2 separate regions of the Mus musculus genome follow, and region 1 is linked to region 2. The links are chromatin loops, found by intact Hi-C in ENCODE. Cell type or tissue: heart. All regions are shown on one strand.

Region 1 (8,000 bases), 100 kb after region 2:
ATAAAAGAATAAGGGCACAAACTTCTTAAGAGGAATGACCATCCAGAGACTACCCTACCTGGCGATTCATCCCATAAACAACTACCAAACCCAGACACTATTGCCAACAAGAGCTTGCTGACAGGAACCTGATATAGCTGTCTCCTGAGAGGCTCTGCCAGTGCCTGGCAAATATAGAAGTGGAGGATTACAGTCATCCATAGGACTGAGCACACCGTCTTCAATGAAGGAGCTAGAGAAAGTATCCAAGGAGCAGCCCGGGTTTGCAGCCCGATAGGAGGAACAACAATATGAACTAACCAGTACCCCCAGAGCTCCTTGGGACTAAACCACCAATCAAAGAAAACACATGGTGGGACTTGTGGCTCTAGCTGCATATGTAGCAGAGGATGGCCTAGTCAGTCATCAATAGGAGGAGAGGCCCTTAGTCCCATGAAGGTTTTATGCCCAAATAAAGGGGAATGCCAGGGCCAGGAAACAGGAGTGGGTGGATTGTGGAGGGGGGCAAAGGGTATAGGGGGTTTTTGGGAGGGGAAATTAGGAAAGGGGATAACATTTGAAATGCAAATAAAGAAAATATCTAATAAAAAAGAGATAAAAGTAGAAGATAAAACTAAGACCACTGTCAATAAGACAAAAAAGGCAACCAACAGATTGGGAAAAGATCTTTAAGAATCCTACATCCCATAGAGGGCTAATATCCAATATGTACAAAGGACTCAAGAAGTTAGACAGACTCCAAAGAACCAAATAACTCTATTTTAAAAAGGGGTACAGAGCTAAACAAAGAATTCTCAACTGAGGAATACCAAATGGCTGAGAAACACCTAAAGAAATGTTCAACATCTTTAGTCATCAGGGAAATGCAAATCAAAATTACCCTGAGTTTCTACCTCACACCAGTCAGAATAGCTAAGATCAAAATTTCAGGTGGCAGCAGATGCTGGCGAGGATGTGGAGAAAGAGAAACACTCCTCCTTTGCTGGTGGGATTGCAAGCTAGTACAACCACTCTGAAAATCAGTTTGGCTGTTCCTTAGAAAATTGGACATAGTACTACCTGAGGACCCAGCTATACCACTCCTGGTCATATACCCAGAAGATGCTCCAACATGTAGTAAAGACACATGCTCCCCTATGCTCATTGCAGCCTTATTTACAATGGCCAGAAACTGGAAAGAACCCAGATGGCCCTCAACAGAGGAATGGATACAGAAAATGTGGTACACAAATGGATGGAACTAGCAAACATCATCCTGAGTGAGGTAACAAAAGAACACACATGGTATGCACTCACTGATAAGTGGATATTAGCCCAGAAGCTCAGAATATCCTATTGAAACAATTGACAAACCACATGAAACTCAAGAAGAAGGAAGACCAAATTATGGATACCTCAATCCTTCTTATAAGGGGGAACAAAATACCCATGGAAGGAGTTATAGAGACAAAGTATGGAGCAGAGACTGAAGGCATGACCATCCAGAGACTGCCCTACCTGGGGATCCACCCATATACAACCACCAAACCTAGACACTATTGTAAATGCCAACAAGTTCTTACTGACAGAAGCCTGTTATAACTATTTCTGGAGAGGCTTCTCCAGTGCCCAACAAATACAGACGTGGATCCTCAAAGCCTACCATTGGACTGAGCACAGGATCCCTTATGAAGGAGCTAGATAAAGGACCCAAGGAGCTGAAGGGGTTTGCAGCCCCATAGGAGGAATAACAATATGAACTAACCAGTACCCGCCCCCTCCCAGAGCTCCCAGGGACTAAATCACTAACCAAAGAGTACACGTGGTGGGACTCATGGCTCCAGCTGCATATGTAGCAGAGGATGGCCTAGTTGGTCATCAATAGGAGGAGAGGCCCTTAGTCCTGTGACGACTCTATGCCCCAGTGTAGGGTAATGCCAGGGTCAGGAAGCAGGTGTGGGTGGGTTAGTGAGAAGGGGGAGGGGGAGAGGATAGGGGTATTTCAGAGGGGAAACCAGGGAAGGGGACATTTGAAATGTACATAAATATCTAATAAAATTAGATATTTTATTAATTATTAGATATAAATTTAGATATATTTATTAATTATATTTTATTAATTAAATATATTTTTATTAATTATATTATGGGGCTGAGGATCGAACTCAGTGCCTTGTACTTGCTAAGCAAGCACTCTACCACTTAGCTAAATCCCCAACACACCTCTTCCTCTTTCTTTTAATTTAAAAATATTTTATCTGGGGACAACATGTTTGCTGAAAATTTTAAATGTTGCTCATTAATGGGAGAAAAAAATAAAAAGAATCCAAAATCTTATAAGACCTCGAAATTGAAATAAATATTTTCTGTCTTCTAGATGGAATATCCAGGGGATAGCAACAACTGGATCAAAGCAAAACCAAACTTCCAATAGTATAAATAATTCAGTGTTCAGTGTCTGGTTCTACTCAGAATCTTCTGGGTTCCTTCAAAGGGCTTTGGTCACTATTTTGTCTTCACTGTCTGGAGCACACACAGGTTATGGTCTGCATTCCACATCTCTCAGCTTCACTGCTGCTACTGTTCTTGGTGCTCTTCTCAGGGTACTGGCATTTTCAAAATGCTGGAATCTTCTCCTACTGTCAGGTTGCATTTTTACTAATAGCTTTTCCTGGACTTTCTTCAGGGATTCCATGCCTGCCACACAGTTTCACCTGCTCTTAGCCTCTCAAAAATAGCACCTCCTGGGTGAACTTAACACTACCAAGTTCACCTAACAGCACAAGGTACAACCTTGGCCACAACTAGAATAGACCTCCTGTATGCTGACTCTCAGGAAACATTTCCCAGAAGATTTCCCTTCAACATTGCTAAATCTCCTCTTAATCACTGTCAATTTATCACCAGCTGACCAGCATCAAATACCCCAACAAAGCAAAGGATTCATTTTAGTATTTCTGTTATCCCAGCTAATTGAATTCAGAATAACAAATGGCTTGGACAGAGTCTTTAAACTCTCTCTGATATTTCACAAGTAAGGCCTCCATCATTAGCACTATTCTCAATATCCTTATCTTTCAATGGCTTGAAGAACAGCCCACTGAAGTCTCAGCACTTTGGCTTTTCTAGTTGAAGGTTTCCATAATCCTCAACAAACAAACAAACAAACAGAAAATCAAATCAAAACAAAACAAAACAAAACAAAGCAACAACAACCCCAGCCCACATAATCAGGCCAGGCACATCAATACCTCATTTTTGGTTTCATTTTGTCTTAGTTACAGCTTCTATTGGTGTGATGAAACACTATGACCAAAGCAACTTAACAAGGAAATGGTTTATTTGGCTTGCACTTCCATATCACTGTTCCTACTTGAAGAAAGTCAGAACAAAGACTCAAATGGCAGGAATTACAGGCAGGAGTTGACAAAGAATCCACTGAGGGGTGCTACTCACTGGCTTGCTTTTAATGGCCTGATAATCCTGCTTTCTTATAGAACCAAAAACCACCAACCCAGGGCTGGTACCATCCATAATGGATAGATACCTCCCCTATCAATCAGAAATTGAGAAAATGTCCCACAGTCTTGCCTACAACACAATCTCATGGAGGCATTCTCTTAATTATAGCTCCTGCCTCACAGACAAATTTAACTTGTGTCAAGTTTACATAAAACTATCCAGTATAAATACCATTTTAATTTTTCTGTTTCTCAGTTACTTTACTCAGGATTATTTTTCCCTAGTTCCATTGTATACCTGTGAATCTCATGATTTCAATATCTGAACAGATGAGTATGTTCCATTATGTAAATATACCCCATTTTATTTATCTACTCTTTTGTTGAGGGAAATCTATATTGTTTTTGACTCCTATGAACAGAGCAGCAAAGAACATTGTTGAGCAAGTGTCTCTGTGGTAGGGTGAAGCATCCTTTGGGTATATGTTTAAGAGTTACAGCAATGTATACCTATCTTTAGGAATGTCAATTCCTGTCTTCCTCAGAAACCATCATAATGATTCCTATAGCATTTGTACAAGTAGTCACTCCCAAAATCAATGGACGAATGTTTCCATACTTCCCATCATCATTAGCACAAGTTGTCAATTCTTTTCTTGATTTTAGCCAATATCAAGGGTATAAGATGAAATTCCAAAGTGGTTTTGGTTTGTAAAACCCTGATGGCTAAGGATGTTGAATATTTTTATACATGTTCCTTGAGCATTTAATTTGGACATTAGATGCTTAGCCCATGTGTAGTTGGTAAAAATCTTTCCCGAATACACACACACACACACACACAGAGAGAGAGAGAGAGAGAAAGAGAAAGAGAGAGAGAGAGAGAGAGAGAGAGAGAGAATGTTCATGTAAAATAAATAATTTTTAAAAATAAAATATTTTATCTTAACTTCACTGTATTCTTTTGCTTTATTCCTGTAATTTATGGAACACATTTCTGATCTGAATAAATTCTCATCATGATCATGGGATTCATATATTAGTTAGTTATTCCCTTGTCTGTGAGCTTTGCAGGGACTTTTTCAGCCGTTCCTTGCTCTGGTCGCACTAAAAGTTTGGAGGAAGCTGGGGCTGAGCATTTTCCATTCCTAAGGTCCTTCAGTTTCTGAGAAAAGCCCAAGGAATTCGAGCACTGGTGAAAGAGGTTCCCTTGAGGATGGACCTTTGTTAGGAAGCACTGGGGTTCCTGCATGTTTAAAAGCTCTGCTTTTCCTCTCCACCTGGCAAAAGCATGGCAGGATTTCCTGTGACTTTCATTCTGAGAACATGGTAGGATCCAGAATGCAGAGTTCTGGAGCCTCCTGAATGTACTGTTGCAGGCACCCAAGGATGAAGGGTCTGGAAACCAGTGTCTATTGGGAGCATGGATGGAGAAACTAATTGCTACATCAAAAGCAGATACCAGGAAAGAAACAATCTCTCAGTAATGAGAAGCCTACATCTAAATGTTCAGTCTCATTTCTCTCATCTTTTGTTTGAGTTATGATCCTACTATGGGCAGGATAGAGATGGTTTGACAAATTCTCTCTCCCGTATTTTGGTTAATGCTGTAAACAAATTCATTTTTCTATGCATTTATTTATATATACATATATACATATATATGAAATAAACCATATTTATATATTTGTACATATATTCTCTTTCAGCAATGGTTATTGTCAAGAGCCAGGGTGGAATGTCTAGTAACAATATGATAGTTTTGTAAAGGCTGGAGGACACAAATTTTAATCTCTGAAGAGAGTCCAGAGATAAGTCTTTAAATTAGGCTACAGATTATTCTGCTGAGATTTTTGTCTTTCTTGTAAGTTGTGACATTCTGTCATCCTGAACCATTTGTTCTCAAGGTAATGAGAACAGCAACTATGACCTTAATTAGTAGAGGTGAGGTTGATTTTCATTGCAAGTCTTTTGTTGTTGTTGTTGTTAGTATGAGGATATTATTGATTTTTTTAAAAAAAGTTTTTAACATATGGCATGAGAGCATAAGATTTTTTGTACTAGAAAATAAAGGACATTAACATAATCACACCGCTAATTTCAAAAGAGCAGTAGAAGAAAATCCACTAGTAGATTTTTTTTCTAGCATGACCTTGCTGGAGATGGCCGTGGCGGTGTTTCATTTTACCTGAGATCTGTGTTCTTCACAAAGACAGTAATCAAGCAAATCCATGGCCATTTGTGTTTTAGAATCCACCCGCTCCTGTGTCTTCAGAAGTTTCTCAGTGTAAAGACACATGCTTTTCTATATTACTCCAATAACACTCACTAACAAGCGCCTCTTTCGATTTTCTTAAACTTTATAAGTGACCTCTTGATTTATACAGGACAAGCTTTTTTTTTTCTCATTTAAAAAATTATTTATTTATTTATTTATTTATTTATTTATTTATTTATTTATTTTACCTAGTGCCTAGATCAGTTCTAGCATTTTTCACTATTGGTGTCTGACCTGCCCAGTCTATCTTCAGTGAATGTAGGAGAATATGCTCGCAACATGGTGAAGACTTGACGTTTGTTTCTGGCCATTAGTCAGAGAAGATTACTTTACTTCAGTTAGTGAAGGGGGTTGTTCCTACCTCAGGACCTTGGGCTGCCTGGTTTTGAGCTTATGTTCAGGAACAGCTTTCAGACCTCTTTTTTTTCCATTTCTAGATTTTTATTAATGTAAATGAGGACAATTTTGATTTTCATGAGATGAGCAAGGAGTTCTTGAATAACAGATGTGTATATTTAATTAATTTAATTTCCTTATTGTCCAGAATTATCATGCATGAAGAAATGTAGATGGTAAACATAAATTTTATGAGATAATGCTGTCCTCACATAAGTCATTGTTCAATGAGAAGGCAGAAGGAGTTGAAGAATATGGGACTGGTCATTTTATAACAACTTTCCACAAGTCTCTACAAGAGCTACAATCTTGCATTCAGCTGAGTCTAAGGTAAGTGGATCTTCTCTATGTTTAGAAAAAAATCAGAAGTTTTCTAGAAGAATAAAATGTAGTATGAGACATGATGACGAAAATTATAGATTAAGCCGGTTGTGGTGGCACATGCCAGTAGGATTTGCTGAAGGAGGTAGAAGCAAGAGGATCACAAGTTCAAGGCCAGCCTGGGCTTCACACTTCTTAATGGAAGAACAATGTATTCTACTTCTGGTAGAATTTGCCTATAAAGCCACATCGGCATATTGTATTCTAGAAAAGATCAGAAGTTCCAGTCTTTAGCTCACAAATGACTAGCTGAAATACTTCCTTCATGACACTGACTATACCAGAAGTCCTTTTACCTGATTGAATGACGCAAACCCTTATCTACCAAATGATTCCTGTTTATCATATTTGTTGTTTATCACATTTACTTAATGCTAAAGCAAAAACTGCCTTCCCGAGACTCTAAAATAATCAGTCCTTGTATATTCTATTACAATATATGAATAAAGTTAAGTCCCTTGCTTGCTATATTTTTGTTTCCTAGTATATTTGTATTTATTCAGTCCACTTTTACTACATAGTTTAAAGCCTTTCTCATTTGACTGTGTTATGAGCTTTCAATAGTAAACGCCCACTAGAGAACTAATAATTTCATCTGTGTTCTTTTGTGATTGGGTTAACTCACTTAGGATGATATCCTCCGGATCCATCCATTTGTCTAAAAATTTCATAAATTCATTGTTTTTAATATCTATTCAGTATTCCACTGTGTAAATGTACCACATTTTCTGTATCCATTCCTCTGTTGAAGGACAACTGGGTTCTTTCCAGCTTCTGGCTACTATAAATAAGGCTGCTATGAACATAGTGGATCATGTGTCCTTATTTCATGTTGGAGCATCTTCAGGGTATATTCCAAGGAGTGGTATTGCTGGATCATCTGGTAGCTAAAAGGGGTTTGGAGCCCCATAGAAGGAACAACAATATGATCTAACCAGTACCCCCAGAGCTCTCTGGGACTAAACCACCAATCAAAGAAAACACATGGTGGGACTCATGACTAGCTGCATATGTAGCAGAGGATGACCTACTCAGTCATCAAGAGAGGAGAGGCCTTTGGTCCTGTGAAAGTTCTATGCCCCAATACAGGGGAATGCCAGGGCCAGGAAGCAGGAGTGAGTGGGTTGGTGAGCAGGGTGAGGGGGAGGGGATAGGGGATTTTCGGAGGGGAAACTAGGAAAGGGGATAACATTTGAAATGTAAAATAAAGAAAATATCTAATAAAAAATAAAAAAGAAAACTAATAATTTCAAGACATAATAAAAGCATTAGAATCTTGTAAAGAAATCTATTTTTACATTAATATTTTGAAAAATTTATGTTAATAAATGCATTGTCAGTATGTTGGCACTTTTAGAGTTCCTCATAATCTTGTTGTGTTATGCCACCCATACTCTGTTATGAAAGTAGCTCAGAACCTGAAATAAATACAAATAGAAATTAAATACCCTAACTTTATTCAGCTATTCCTTCAGGATGCTTGTAAGTGATTCTTTTTGCAATCC
Region 2 (8,000 bases):
AATTTTGAGGGTCAGTTATACATATTATCATGTCATTGGAAAATAATGATACATTGACTTATTTGTTTTCCTTTGATCTCTTTCAATTGTCTTATTTCTCTAGCTAAAACTTCAGGTATATTAAATAGTATAGAATAAGTGGACAACCTTGGCTTCTTCATAATGTTAATGGAATTGTTTTGATTTTCTATCCACTTATTTGATTTTGAATTGCTTTAAATTGAATTTATTATATTTAGTTATATCCCTAGGATCTACAATCTCTTCATGACTTTTATCATAAAGATATTTTGCATTTTTCAAAGACTTTTGGCATCTAATAAGATGATTATGTGTCTTTCCTCTCAGTTTGTTTATAAGATGGATTATGTTTACTGATTTTCATATATAGAACCATTCATACATCTCTGGGATGGAGCCTTCTTGATTATAATGGATGATTTTTTATTATATTTTGAGATAGTGTTTGCAAGTATTTTATTAGAGACATTTGCATGCATGTTTATAACAAAACCTGTTTTGTAATTATGTTTCTTTGTTGAGACTTTCTGAGGTTTGGGTATCAATGTAACTGTGGCTTCATAAAATGAATTGAGCAATGTTCATCTTGCTTCTATTTTTGGAATAATTTGAAGAGTATTGACACTAACTCTTTTTTGAAAATCTGGTAAAATTCAAAGTTAAAACTTTCTGGTCCTGTGGGGTTTTTTTGTTTTTTTGTTTTTTTTGTTTTGTTTTGTTTTGTTTTGTTTTTTTTTGTTTTGTTTTTTTTTGTTGTTGTTGTTGTTTTTTTTTTTTTTTTTTTTTTTTGGTTTGGTTTGACTCCTTTTATTTAACTAGGAGTTATAGGTCTATTTTAATTGTTTACCTGATTCTTATTAGGTTTCCAAGATCATGTTTGACAGACATAGGCAAACGTTTTGTACAACTTAGTTAGAATTTTCTTTATTTCATTAGTTGGCAAGATGGATATTGAAGAGCTTGGTCCATAGAATGAGAGATCACACCAGAAGCAGTTGGAATATGATTTTCTGAAATTTATCCATCAACTTGTATTGAAGCTTATCCTCTGGTTCACTATGATAAATTACACATTTCTTTTTGTACCCAAGTTTCTTACTCATTTTTAGTGAGTTTCAAGTATAATCTGTTCTTTTTGTCATTAAAGGAAATACAGAGGAATTAGGGCAGTATTTAGAATTCTTGCATAATTGTAGTATTAAGAAATAGGAAGATTGAAAGGTAATGCCTGTACTAAAATATCTTGTATTTCCCCCTTTTAACAAGTAGTAGTTTAGAGAAGTATACAGGTTATGCTTCAGTAGTGTTACTTGCACAACTTAAATTTTAGTTCTTTATTTTGGAAGAATAATCATTCATAGGGATCCTTGTGAAGAACTTTATTAGTAAATTGGACATTTACTAATAATTGGACATTTACATTCTTATAAAGCTTGAATCTTAAGACCATTAGTCTCTTTGGATAGTTCCCCAAATGTATCTCCCATGGGTTTATTCAGATAATTTACTTATCTATTTATGTTTTTAATATATGATTTAAATAAATTAATTCATCTTGAAAAACTGTTTATTTTATTTTATTGTAATTTTGTTAAGTGGTATCTACCAGGAAAACTATCCATTTCTTTTAGATTTTCCAGTTGGGTGGAGTAAAGATCTTTGAATTACGACCTAATATTCTTTGGATTTCTTCTGTGTCTACTATTACCATAAAATAACTAGCTTAATTCACTTATTCTAGCCAGAATGGTCTGTAGAGTCGTAATCTGATGTAAACAGAAGGAAGAGAAAGAAGGGAGAAAATGATAGTTTTTCTGCATTTATTTTAGAAAGGAAAATGATTTATCTCTCTCCCCAAGTGTTTATAGATTATTTGCTAGATTGAAATAGTATTGTTCTGTTTCATTTCTAGCAATTGCATTGAAAATCAGTCCAAATGCACATTGACTTGAAATGTAATCGGACTAACAATTCCATGTGTAAAATTGTTCCTTGTAGCATTAATACCCCTAAAAATAGAATTTCAAGTTTCTATATATTTTAATAGGCCATAAGAGTATTGGGCCGTCTGCTGTATACATATTTATTAAATGGTCTTCCCACATTCTTGCACTTAATGAAGTGTCACTGTAATTTGATTTGTTTATCTGGTAACTATGTCTTTAAATGTGAAGTTATGCTGCCAGCAAATACACAAAAGCTGTTGTGCAGAAATCAGCAAATGTAGTTGAAAACATAATGGCACTTTAAAGGAGCCTTCTAAGCACATGGTAGAGATCTTTGCACAGCCAGGGAAAATAATTCCATGTGGTCATTCTTGTTCTTGAGTGATTTTCTGGATATGTGAAGCTGTTGAATGAATAGTATGATGACTCAGTAGCATGGTTCAACAAAAAAAATTAGTACATACACACACACACACACACACACACCTATGCCCCACACACACTTACACACATACCAAATGGACAAAATACATTTTTATAAAAACTTTTCATATGACAGAAGATATCAGCCAGTGATTTTCTAATGGAATCAAAGTCCTAAGGGACCACTGGAAGTCAATGTGGACATGAATTTAACACACAAATTGATAACTTAATATACTCTCCAAAATAATAGCCACAGAGTTGGAGAAAAACAAAAGAGAGCTATTCACTGGTAGATTGTGTTTGTTTGTTTGTTTGTTTGTTTGTTAGAGGAGTAATACAGGTTTAGTTTGGGGATTATTTATCTTATGATTCTTTAAAGCAATGTTTATTTTAGCTACAATATTTGTTCCTAGAAAAGCAGGAAGTTTACATGATTAGAATTAAAATGCTCTTTAGGGAAGGGAAGCTGAGGTAGAGTCTGATATCTGAACCTGTACCCCTAATCCCTAACCTCTGAGGAAGTATTCAGGCTCCCCGGAAGATAGTTTGGAAACCTGGTTTATAGTCTCTAAGCAACCTGAAAACATAATTTTGTGTATCCCTAGTCAAACACTGTGAGTTGCATTATGTGTGAATAGACACTTATAGAATGCATGTCTTGTGTTTCCTGCATGTACAGAATTCTCTGTGTGAATGGCACTCTTCTTTTTCAGTGTGCCACAGTTCTCTAAATGCTGTCATACATGACTAAGAACATGGTAGCTTATTTCTAGTTGATGGAGCATCACATACATAGGACCAGTGACCAAGAAAACTTTAACAAAGTTAATGTTTTTTCTCAATCCTTATTACGTTCTAGGGAGTGTCTTTTAGGTACTTGTATGCCTATAGAAATTGAAGTTTGAAGAGGGAGAAATTCTTTTTTTTTATTAGATATTTTCTTCATTTATATTTCAAATGTTATCCCAAAAGTCCCTTGTACCCTCCCCCCACCCTGCTCCCCTACCCACCCACTCCTGCTTCTTGGCCCTGGCTTTCCCCTGTACTGGGGCATATAAAGTTTGCAAGACCTAGGGGCCTCTCTTCCCAATGATGGCTGACTAGGCCACCTTCTGCTACATATGCAGCTAGAGACACAAGCGCTGGGGATACTGGTTAGTTCATATTGTTGTTCCTCCTATAGGGTTACAGACCCCTTCAGCTTTGGGTACTTTCTCTTGCTCATCCACTGGGCACCCTGTGTTCCATCCTATAGATGACTGTGATTATCCACTTCTGTATTTGCCAGTCACTGGCATAGCCTCACAAGAGACAGCTATATCAGGTCCTTTCCGCAAAATCTTGCTGGGAGAAATTCTTGCACTGCTGTTCATGAATATTTAACAATGAAGATTCACCTTCTTTGCTTTTGTGTACTTTTTCATAGACAAAACACTGGATCAGTGGTTCTCAGCCTGTGGGTTGAGACCCCTTGGGGGTGGGGCAAACGACCCTTTTATGGAAATCACCTAAGACAAGAAACATAGACATTTACATTATAATTCACAACAGTAGCAAAATTAGTTATGAACTAGCTACAAAAATAATTTTAGGGCTGGGGGTTACCACAACACAACGAACTGCATTAAAGGGTCGCAGCATTAGGAACGTTGAGAAGCACTGAGCTAGATATTTTTGAATCTTAGGAGTTTTCAAAAGCAGACTCTCAAAGAAGAAATTGAATGAAAAAAAATAGGAACCCCTAATAGTAACAATATTTTATTCAAAAAAACACAATAGTTATTTTCAAAGGGAAATAACAGATAAACCTTGTTTACATAAGAGTAATTCAGCATTACTTGGCCACACTCATGTTTGTTGATAAAGCTGACATGAACTTTCACTTCCATGTACTTTGAAGCCTGGGTCTGGCCAGATTCCAAGGGTGGAGTGAAGGAGAATTCAGCCAGCAGCTGGTCCTGATTGTATTCAGGGTCCTGTGCTCAACACAGAGGCATGTTTCCTTCCTTACAAAGATTTCTCAGGGAAAGCCAGGCCTCATTCCTACTGTTTGGAGCATCTTTTGTAGGTTTTTTTCTTCTTTTTCTTTTTTCCTTTTGTCCTCGTTTCTAATGGTCAGTCAGGATGAACAAGAACTCAATTTAAATATCTTATAGTCACCATATTACTAGCATACACCTCTGTGAAAATGATCTGGTATCAATCAATACACTTAACTAGGCAGAGTCTCTCTCATCTACAGTCTCCATATAGCTGCCTTTGGAAACAATTGGTTTGGTAGAATTGGTTCTTGTTATACATCAGAGAGGTCTTATGCTTATGCAAATATCTGAGCAAGGTTAGATTACCAACAGAGAGCCTGCTAAGGAATTCTTTTTATACTTTACATGTACTCTGCTAATCTTTATATATTTACTATTGATCTCTAACAACAAAGAACAAATATATCTATCCTCAGAGTCCTACAGGCCAGTAGCTCCTTACTAATTGTTCTATGTCATCTCATAAGCACTTTAGATGATATCAGAAAAACAGGAGATGGATAAGTGAGAATAGAAAGCATTAATTAACTTCATCTCCTTTCGATAGAAATTTTCATGCCAAGGTTAATGTATACTGATCCTAAAATCTGTATCAGGATAATGTCATGAAAATATGCTAAGTAGAACTTGAAATTTTTAAGGAATATCCCTTGGTGTTTTTTCTTCTCTGTTAAAAATAGGGAAGACATGTACTTTAGAATGTTAACTAATTTATTATGTGTATATATGTGTTTTATTTGCATGTATGTCTATAAGCCACATGCAGGCCTAGTGCCTAGTGCTTAGGGACATGGATACTCTGGAACTGACCTTAGAAACAGTTCTAAGTTTCCACACTGGTGCAATGAGTTGAATCTTGGTCCTCCAGAAGAGCTGTCAGTACTTTATCACTGAGCGACCTCTCTAGCTCCAAATTTTGAATTTTAAAACATACGAGGTTGCTGGTTCACAGAAATTAAAAACAATCGATGACATTAAATTGTGTCAAGTGAAACCATTATATTCTTAGTCAACAAGATGGTTCAACAGTCTCTGAGCTTGTTGGAAATTTAGAGCATCAGACTTTTGAGCATCATAATGTGCCTTTCAATAGGAGTCTTCTTGGAAAATTGCATGCATATTTAAGTTTAGAAAGACTCAACATGTAGTTTTAGTTATTGGCAAACATAATGATTTTACTGTTTTGTGATCCAATATTATATTTCAGAATGAAATGAATATTATGTTATAGAAGTGACAAGAGACCTTTCCTCTAGACACATGCAGTAGGTCATCTGAGCAGAAATCTTCCCAAGATGATCCCCACATCATCGTTTCAGGCATCAATTATTTTATCAAGACCTGCTTTCACTTCCTAATGTATGTCCTATCTTTTTACACATGCTTTTGTCTTTTGTCCTATGCAAAATATAGATAGATAGATAGATAGATAGATAGATAGATAGATAGATAGATAGATAATCAAGGCGATTATCAAGGGATGAGAGATTTTTGTGACTGAAACTCTTGACTTAATTTCAGGGAGCAAAACTCTTATTTCTCCATGTATTTGTTAGTTCACACAAGCGAGATCAGACTGAATTGAAGAAGAATACTCTTAGGTGGTCTTTTGTCTAGGACTTGATTTATTATCTTTCCTTGAATTTCTCCTTCTTGACTTACCTACGCCTTTTAATGGTGCTCAGGGTAGAGAGAGAAAAGCAGATCAACTTTCTTACTAATCCTAGTAACATTATGTGTTAAGCCATTTGTTACACAGGTTCCCTCTCCCTCCCTTCCTCCCCTTCTCTATTCCTTCCCCCCTCTCCCTTTGTGTGTGTGTGTGTGTGTGTGTGTGTGTGTGTGCGCGAGGAGGCATGGGCTCTTGAATAAATGCTGGTTCTTTGTAGAGCTTGAATAGGGGCTTAACAAATGAGTTTTCTTCTCTCTCACAATCCTTTCCCTTTCCATGCATCTTCTCAAGTATCTAACAGCTAACACTTGCTGCAGATTCACATTTACTAAGAACTAAAAGCTGTCTATGTGTTAACTTGAGTATTTGAAAGGAAACTGTGAAGAAACTGAAACACAAGCTCATTTTTTATTACAACAAATGTTGTTTCTACATAACATTTTATACTTACAGGAGATGGCAGAGGCATTTGTATGAGTTCATAAAATACCCACACGTGGGGATACTGATAACATTAACAAAATCCTAAGTGAATACAGTTAAAAATTCACCTAAGTGAATAATTAGGTTTAAATAGACCACTCTTTTGTCCCTTTTTATTTATTTCATTTCAATTAGATTTGTTGTTTAATAATAAATAAGAACATAAACTTGTGTGTGCTAACAAGGTATCACATGAAGTATGTAATGCTTAAATGAAGCTAGACATTTCCTTTAAGATATTTAATATTTATGAGAAGGTAATTAAACATTTTCAAAGTTTTTAAAGTTTTTTTATACTCTTCCTGCATGAACTTTTCAAAGTTACTTATAAGATTATACAGTGGTAGATGACAGAATTTAACATCAGAGGCCCACATTCTTAAACTATACTTTAGATGCAACAGGAGACAGAAATATGTACATTAAGTCATGTATCTCTCTAAGAATCAGTTATAAACAGGAGAGCACAGTCTGTCTTATACTTCTGGGAAAATGAGAACAGTCGGAGGAATCAGCTGATGGGGAGAACCTACATGGGTCTTATACTCAAGGGGATGTAGTCAATCTCCATCTTAAAATCAATTTTTAAAAGATGGGCAGATCAACACTTTTTGTAAAGGGAGGACAGTATTATTTATTATTTACTCAGTATCTTCTATATTCTTAATGTAGAACAGGTCAGTGGTTAGCTATACCCTCCCTACTTGCATATCCCATGCACATACGTATTGTATTTTTGTTCAGCATTTGCAAAGACACATTCCATTAGAGTAAGGTAAGATTTAGGAATAGTCTCACAACAGGAGACTGTGGCACTTCCCTTTGCATTAAGGAAGCAGGCAGCACATCCTGTGTGATTTTATTATTGGCTTTATGACAACATCGCAAGACTTGATCCAAATGAGCACTCAAGGCTATGTGACTAGCATTTTACAATATGTATCTCCAAGCCTTAGGTTCAGGATATTCAAATGACTTGATATAAAACCCCAGAAGGATGATTTTTATACACAGGATTAATTCCAAATCCTGAGGCTTTCTTCCAAGAGTTGGTCTGGTTTTCTAAGCATTGGCTCACACATGTTTCTCCTGCTTCCTGGTGCCTGTCACAGTCCCAGGAACAGGGAGTTCATCTTTCATACACACAACATGGCCTTGGCAAAAATAGGAGAAACATCTCTCCAACCAGGAAAAAACCTCACATACTCATTTCTGTTCATACCACCCACTTCCAAAAGTCTCAGCCTGGGAGCTGTCTTTATAACTGTCCTCAAGCTCTGATAGAGAACTGGGAGTAAGATCCACACACATACCTTGGAAACGACCCTAGCCATTTTCCCATTGATATCCAGTCTCTTGTTTTAATTTGCCATCACCACTTCTTTTCTCTCAATATGGTTATGCATATGA

Evidence for each region. Peaks named below come from ENCODE experiments on the same cell type or tissue, not always from the same donor. Only the 100,000 strongest peaks of a DNase experiment are listed, where the experiment ranks them.
Region 1: it touches region 2 in a loop (3-fold over the local background); 2 of 42 quality-filtered maps call a loop at or near these places.

The regions. Positions count from the first base shown.
Region 1 is chr12:37,042,679-37,050,678 of GRCm38, forward strand. No RefSeq gene overlaps it. Among named protein-coding and RNA genes, the nearest start is that of Gm29007, 60 kb to the right of the region's middle. In heart, no CTCF peak of the experiment used is centred here; a DNase peak (open chromatin) is centred at 4,693.
Region 2 is chr12:36,941,849-36,949,848 of GRCm38, forward strand. No RefSeq gene overlaps it. Among named protein-coding and RNA genes, the nearest start is that of Gm40394, 63 kb to the left of the region's middle. In heart, no CTCF peak of the experiment used is centred here; DNase peaks (open chromatin) are centred at 4,313 and 7,593.